Regions from separate parts of the Homo sapiens genome. Here region 2 is linked to region 1. A link is a contact called in ENCODE Hi-C or POLR2A ChIA-PET data. All regions are on one chromosome and are shown on one strand. The core of a region is the stretch at or near the end of the contact, and the rest is flanking DNA. Distances in the headings are between cores, read along the strand shown. Region 1 holds the start of RARB (retinoic acid receptor beta). Region 2 overlaps RARB (retinoic acid receptor beta).

What was found. Hi-C counts contacts between places; a loop is a spot of excess contacts on that map. ChIA-PET counts read pairs that join two places held with the same protein, here RNA polymerase II (POLR2A). Pooled maps may share reads with other maps.
Region 2: a map of ovary shows a loop between it and region 1 (1.9-fold over the local background). The contact joins the enhancer-like site here to the promoter of RARB in region 1. A Hi-C loop is called at or near these places in 2 of 168 maps with a recorded cell type or tissue (lower leg skin and ovary) and 5 of 50 pooled maps. POLR2A ChIA-PET finds 5 or more read pairs at or near these places in 1 of 52 experiments (endothelial cell of umbilical vein).

Annotation. Positions count from the first base shown.
Region 1 is chr3:25,426,650-25,429,672 of GRCh38, reverse strand. It overlaps RARB (retinoic acid receptor beta), which reads right to left and starts at 1,410. Exons shown (of 8, transcript NM_000965.5): 1 at 785-1,410. The coding sequence starts at 941. RefSeq lists an enhancer at 1,512-2,349.
Region 2 is chr3:25,556,253-25,559,275 of GRCh38, reverse strand. All of the region lies in intron 3 of RARB (retinoic acid receptor beta), which reads right to left. Among named protein-coding and RNA genes, the nearest start is that of TOP2B, 110 kb to the left of the region's middle. Within about 2 kb of position 1,396, at least 6 of the 41 ENCODE cell types and tissues checked have a DNase peak (open chromatin) inside an H3K27ac peak, as active enhancers do; they include ovary, where a contact is called at or near this core.

The DNA.
Region 1 (3,023 bases), core at 161-2,660:
TTTTTTTAAATTGGGCTACCCCACTTATATTTCCTTTCCTTTAACTGATGTCCACGTTCCGGGCTGAACTGCAAGATATGGAAATAATGGATGGCTCAGTCCAAGGGGTGTTCATTGCCAGTAGTTTTCTAGCAAAACAGCAACTTCTTAGACCAACAAAGTGACTTGGAAAGGTGGCAGCAGGGTCAATGCTAAGAAATATTGCCTTTCCTTAGCAAGGAAAACATTGGAAGCGGCAGCTTGAACTGGTGGTTTATGAACTTCGGGAGCAGCAGCCACCTTAATTAAACTAAATTCCTTTCAAGGAAAATGTCATATTTTAATTACTTTGGACTGTTGGAATACACAAGGGGTGGGGGGACCTATACAACTAGTAGCTAATCCAAAGAACAGCAAAGTTAAATTCCACTCTGCATACATTTTAGTAAAAACTGCAAAATGTGTCAAATTGCCCTACTTGAAGAATGTTTTAAAGTCTTGTGGTCACCCTCTACTCCCCACCCCCCACATTTTTATGCATATTTTAAAAACTGTTTTCAAGAGACTATAAGGTTGGTAAGGAGAGGAGCATGGGGGCGGGAGGGGTTATTTGGGAAGAAAACATCTAACAGGAAATTTTCAGCAAAGGGAATCAATATGCATGCCAGCATATCACACCCCTTCAGCATTAAATCATTAAATCCTTTGTCTTGCTACCAATGCAGTTTATTTCCAACGTCTTTATTGCATGCAAGAGAGACAATTTTTTTTTTCTTGGTAGAAGAAGGGAAAAAAATAAACCTACATTGAGCAGTGTGCCGATGCTGCCATTCGGTTTGGGTCAATCCACTGAAGCATGCTTTGAGAGCTTTCTCCTGGAGCATGCAGGAAGACGGACTCGCAGTGTAGAAATCCAGGATTTGCCCAGGACTCACTGACAGAACATCCATACAGTCAAACATGATCTCCCTTGCACTGAATGTCTGCAAAAGTGCTTATCCTCTAGGTGTGGAGGCAAATGGCATAGAAAAGTCCACCCAACTCCATCAAACTCTGCCCCTTTTTTGGCACGTAGGCTGTTGGTCTTTTTCCCAGCCCCGAATCATGAATTATGACAGACAAGCCAGCTAAAAGCCTGTAATTGATCCAAATGATCATTTACCATTTTCCAGGCTTGCTCGGCCAATCCAGCCGGGGCGGGGGGTTCCCAGAAAGATCCCAAGTTCTCCTTCCAAGTAAATGCTTGCAAAAAGCCTTCCGAATGCGTTCCGGATCCTACCCCGACGGTGCCCAGACAAACCCTGCTCGGATCGCTCGCGTTCTCGGCATCCCAGTCCTCAAACAGCTCGCATGGGGGAATTCTGGTCCCCCCTTTGGCAAAGAATAGACCCTCCTGCCTCTGAACAGCTCACTTCCTACTACTTCTGTCACACAGAATGAAAGATTGAATTGCCTAATATATGCGAGTGAACTTTCGGTGAACCCTACCCGGGCTGCTAACCTTCAAATGACCCAACTAGTCTGACATCACCAACTCCCAGGATTCTCACAGAGCTTAAAAACTCCCAGCAGCCCTGCAAAAGCAGACAGCCAGAGAGGCAGGCAGCGAGCGCACAAGCCGGCGTTTTCTTTCCTATTTCTCACCTTAAAAACAATACAAGAAGTGCTTTTAAAATGAGCAGGGGAGGAGCCGGGACGCTGCTCCTGGCTCACGTTGAGCACCAACTTCTCTCCCTTTACGCCTTTTTATTTGCGGCGGCTTAGCTTGGAAAACGGTGTTCCGCCTGCGCCCGCTCGCCTCCCGCCCACCGCCTCGCCCCCCAGCCCACACTTTAAATTCCTCTGTGCGCCTTTCTGTCTGTTAAATTCCTTATAACTTATGTATTTTTCCACTCCAGAAAAAGCACATGCAAGCCCTAAACTGTAGAACAGAGAATGGCTACCCCTTGGGAAAGGCTTGGGTTGGGAAACTTTCCATTCCACAGTCTTTTTCTCTTTCTCCCTCTTGCAAGCCCCTGGCTGAATTGACTGCACTCGTTTGCTCTGCAATCCAGCTTTCGAGATTCATTTACTTTGAAAAATCCTCTCCAGGTTCTATGCAGCATATAGAGTAGTCAGGAATTGGTTACCCCTGTCCCAAACACACAGCCACACAGAAAATGAGATTTCAGATCTGGACTTGAAAAAACAGTATAGTGGTCAAGAGCATGGGTTGGGGAATCAAACTGAACTAGATTCCAATTCCAGGTCTGCCACTTACCAGCTGTGTGTTCTGGGATAAGTATTTAACTTCTTCAGGCTTCAGTTTCCTCATCTGTAAAATGGGCATATAATACTACCCACGTCAGTGTTAACTGGGAGGACAGAAATAACACTTGTATGGTGCTGGGTAAATATCATGGAACAAATGTTAGCTGTGACTCATCCTCATACTGTTCAACTGGTGAAACAAAACCCCGGGGAGATGAGACCTACCCAAGGTCACACAGCTCAGAGCTGTGACTAGAACCCAGCTCCCTAGGATGAAAGTCCAATGTGAAAATTACTTGCCTGTTCCCACATCCTTGCACCCCAAATAGCCATGTTGGTTGCCTCTCTCATCATACACCTACACACATCCCACCACATAATTAAACGCATATTTTGTAAACTGGTTTAAGTATGACAGTTTTACATTTTGAAGGACCAGTTTTCTCTCATTCCAGCCCCTGCCCAATCCTTTTATTAAAATACAGTAATTTTAAGGGAAAATGATTTTTTAGATCTCTCACACTGACCCAACCTACAGGAAGAAGAGTCTTTCCAGCCAGTCCTAAAACACTAAGAAGGATAGATGCAGTATTTACAAATAAACCCAGCCGGATGGAGAGCTTTAAAAGGGAGAGCCAATCTACCCTGCAGCCATTTTGCACAACTTGTTTAAAGGATGCAACATACATCAAATAAAGGAAACTCTGGAGAGGAATTAAAACACCCTTTTTTCTCCACTGCCTCTGTAGCATTTACTTGTAATTCTCCCACAAAACAGGGCAGGCAAGTGGTTA
Region 2 (3,023 bases), core at 147-2,646, 130 kb before region 1:
CTCAGTGCACAGTCCAGTATCTTCTCCATAAGGAATGTTCAACATATATTTCTTAAATGAATGGGGCTTAGAGAGGCTAGGAGACATTCTGGATGAAGGGACCAATGTGCGCAAAGGCCTGAGGGTTGGAAAAACGTGGCTACATGATGGAATTTAGGTTTGCGGTGGCCTTTAAAGGATGGGGTCTCATTCAGGAGGCCAAAAGGGGAGGAAAAAACATTCTGGATGGGGGAGATATGAGAAAATACTTCCAAGAATGACTACATCATGTTTGAAGGGGAGTGGAGTGGCTGGTGTCACTGAAGAAAAATGTGGAGACAGGGATTGATGGGGAGAAATAATGAGGACAAAGAGAAGTGGGGAGATATAGTGAATCACCGCAAGGAAAAATATGCTAGACTTGGCAACAGAATGAAAATGGGGATGAAGAAGACGACTTAGAGGTAACAATAAGGTTTTAACCCCGTATTGGGCTACTGATGGTATCAAAACAGAGAAGAAATGTAGGGTAGCTGGTGGGGAGTAGGGAAGCCAGTTTCTGGCAGGAATATGATGAATTTGGTTTGAGGGGGCATGAATTAGGAATCCAGAGGCTGTCAGAGCAATGGCATTGTGGATTTGGCAAGAGAGCACCTCCAAAGTTAGATTATTTAGGAGTCAAACCTTAGAGATGACTGTTGAAGTCGTAAGCGAGGATGAACAATCTAAGGTGAGAGAGAGGAAAGATAAAAAAAAAAAAAAAAAAAGGGCCAGGAACTAATCCTTGGGAATTGCTAGTAGTTGATGGGAAAGGGAAAAGGATACGGGGATGAAAGCAGATGAACTGTGGGAGAAATTGGAATAAAAAACCGCAGAAACCAATGGAGAAAAGAATTTGAAGCAGCAGCAGCCTGGCCAAGTGTTCAAGTAGCCGCCAGTCAGAAAGAATGAAGAAGGAGCAAAGTTCATTGGTTTTGGCAATGGAGAAAGTTGTGACTTTCGAGAGAACATTTGTAGCAGAGCAATAAGGATGGAAGCCAGACTTGGGGGTGGGGAAGGTTAAGAGGAGGCCAGATAAAGTCCTTCAAAAATCAGCCTAGAAAATAAACTTGAGGCCAAGCGCTTGAAAACATGTTTTTTGTGTAATCCAACCTGTAGGAGAAGTCAGTGAAACTACCCATGTTTACAAACACAAAAAGGCTGTTTGAACTTCCCGGAGAATCCAAAATTGCTCATTTGCAGAGAGAGGCTCACTGGAGGGTCAATATGGAATGAGATCTTGAAATATGCATTCACTTAAATTCTATGTAAATATCCAAAGCAGGAGACTTGAGCTAACCAAAGGCTGGGAGAACCGAGTGCTTTCCAGGCAGAAAAGAGAGCCAGTTTGCAGACCTAGAGAGAAGCAACAGGGCAGCTTTGGAGCTCTGCAGGGAATAGGGTGAGGCTTGCAGTTCTGGGCTGTGGCTGGACCACAGCTCATGTGATTGTGTGAACTTGGCCAAGGAGACTTGGCTTTTAAGTTTATTAGGGGTTGCTGTTTAGACGAGTCACTGTTCATGGTGAAGAAATGATTAGGGGTATAGGGACCACTGAAGTAGTTGCTAGAAGTTCCGAGTGAGAGAAGAGGGATGTCTAAACCAGGGAGGGACTGTAGGGAAGTGCCAGGATAGCAGATGCAAGGTGCCAGGCAGCAGGAAGGGTCAAGGGTTTCCAGCTTGCACAATGATGGTGAGGGAACAAAGGAGGAGGAAAAAGGGCCTCCTCCTTCTCCACTTAGAATTCCAAGTGCCCATGTGCCACCCAAGTGGAGTTATCCAGTGTGTGCTTTATGTAATTGGCTATCTGGGTTTCAGGCTCCAGAGAAGTGATAGGCTGCGGAGAGAGCCTTGGGAAAAGCCCATTTATGATTGGAATGGTATCCATGGAAAATGAAGAGGAATTCCTTAGTCCCTCCGGGTTTTGTTTCTTCTAGCTCTTGACTTCTAGAAATTGACTTAATGTGAAATAGACTCAGTTATTCATTCCACTAATAGTTATTGAGCTACTACTGTGCAACAGATGCTGATGTAGACATAACCTATAGAGGAACTCAAAGCAGAAGTCTCTACTTTCATGGCAATTGTGTGTGTGTGTGTGTGTGTGTGTGTGTGTGTGTGAATGCAATGCCATGTGGAAGCAAAACACAAAGAAGGAGAACTTCTTTCAAGTTTACTCTAAAGACACCCAAACAGCACGTCATTGTGAGAAACTGCCTTATGCAAGAATGGTTCCATGTAATTTGTTGACCTACCTTGCACATCAGGAATTGTTTACAAGAATTACTATGAGAAAATAATAACTATTCCTTGCCCTTGGCTTTGAAATGCAAAGATGAGAGAAATTCCAATCCATTATGGAAATTCAAACTCATAATTGCCAACTGTCACAGACCAGTTTCTCAAATTAGGGCTGTGGTGTGTGACCCAGACTTCTCTTGCATCTCCCTCAGCTGTAAGGACAGTTTGCCATGAACAGGCAACATCACTGCTGTCATCAACCCCAGCCCTTCGGGGTGCTGGCTGTGCTAAGTGCATGACATACATTCTCATTTAATTCTTACAGCAGCCCCATGTGGTCAATGGCATGATTTACTTCCCAAGTTGCACATGAGGAAACTTTGGCCAAGAGACTTTAAAGGTCACATTTAAGCCAGTAATTTATAGGACCAGAATTTGAACCCATTTCTATCTAATTCCAAAGCTATATATGGCTCATACAATAATTCTTAAAACTTTTTGCTTTTTCAAAAGATTAGTGTTGGTAACAAGAATGTAATGAGGACTATAACTAGAAAATTTTTCTACTTGGCCTTGGTTGTCCTGAATGCCATTGAGGGGTCACTCTCAGTCCACATGTGTTACTAAAAGAAAATCTTAAAAAATGAAACAGCAGAAATAAGCCAAAGCTCCCAGGTCAGTCTCAGCATATGAAGTGTTGGCTAGAATTGTAGCCAACTTAGCCTTCCCCTGAGTGAACTTATCAGTTTCTCAATATAAATAGAT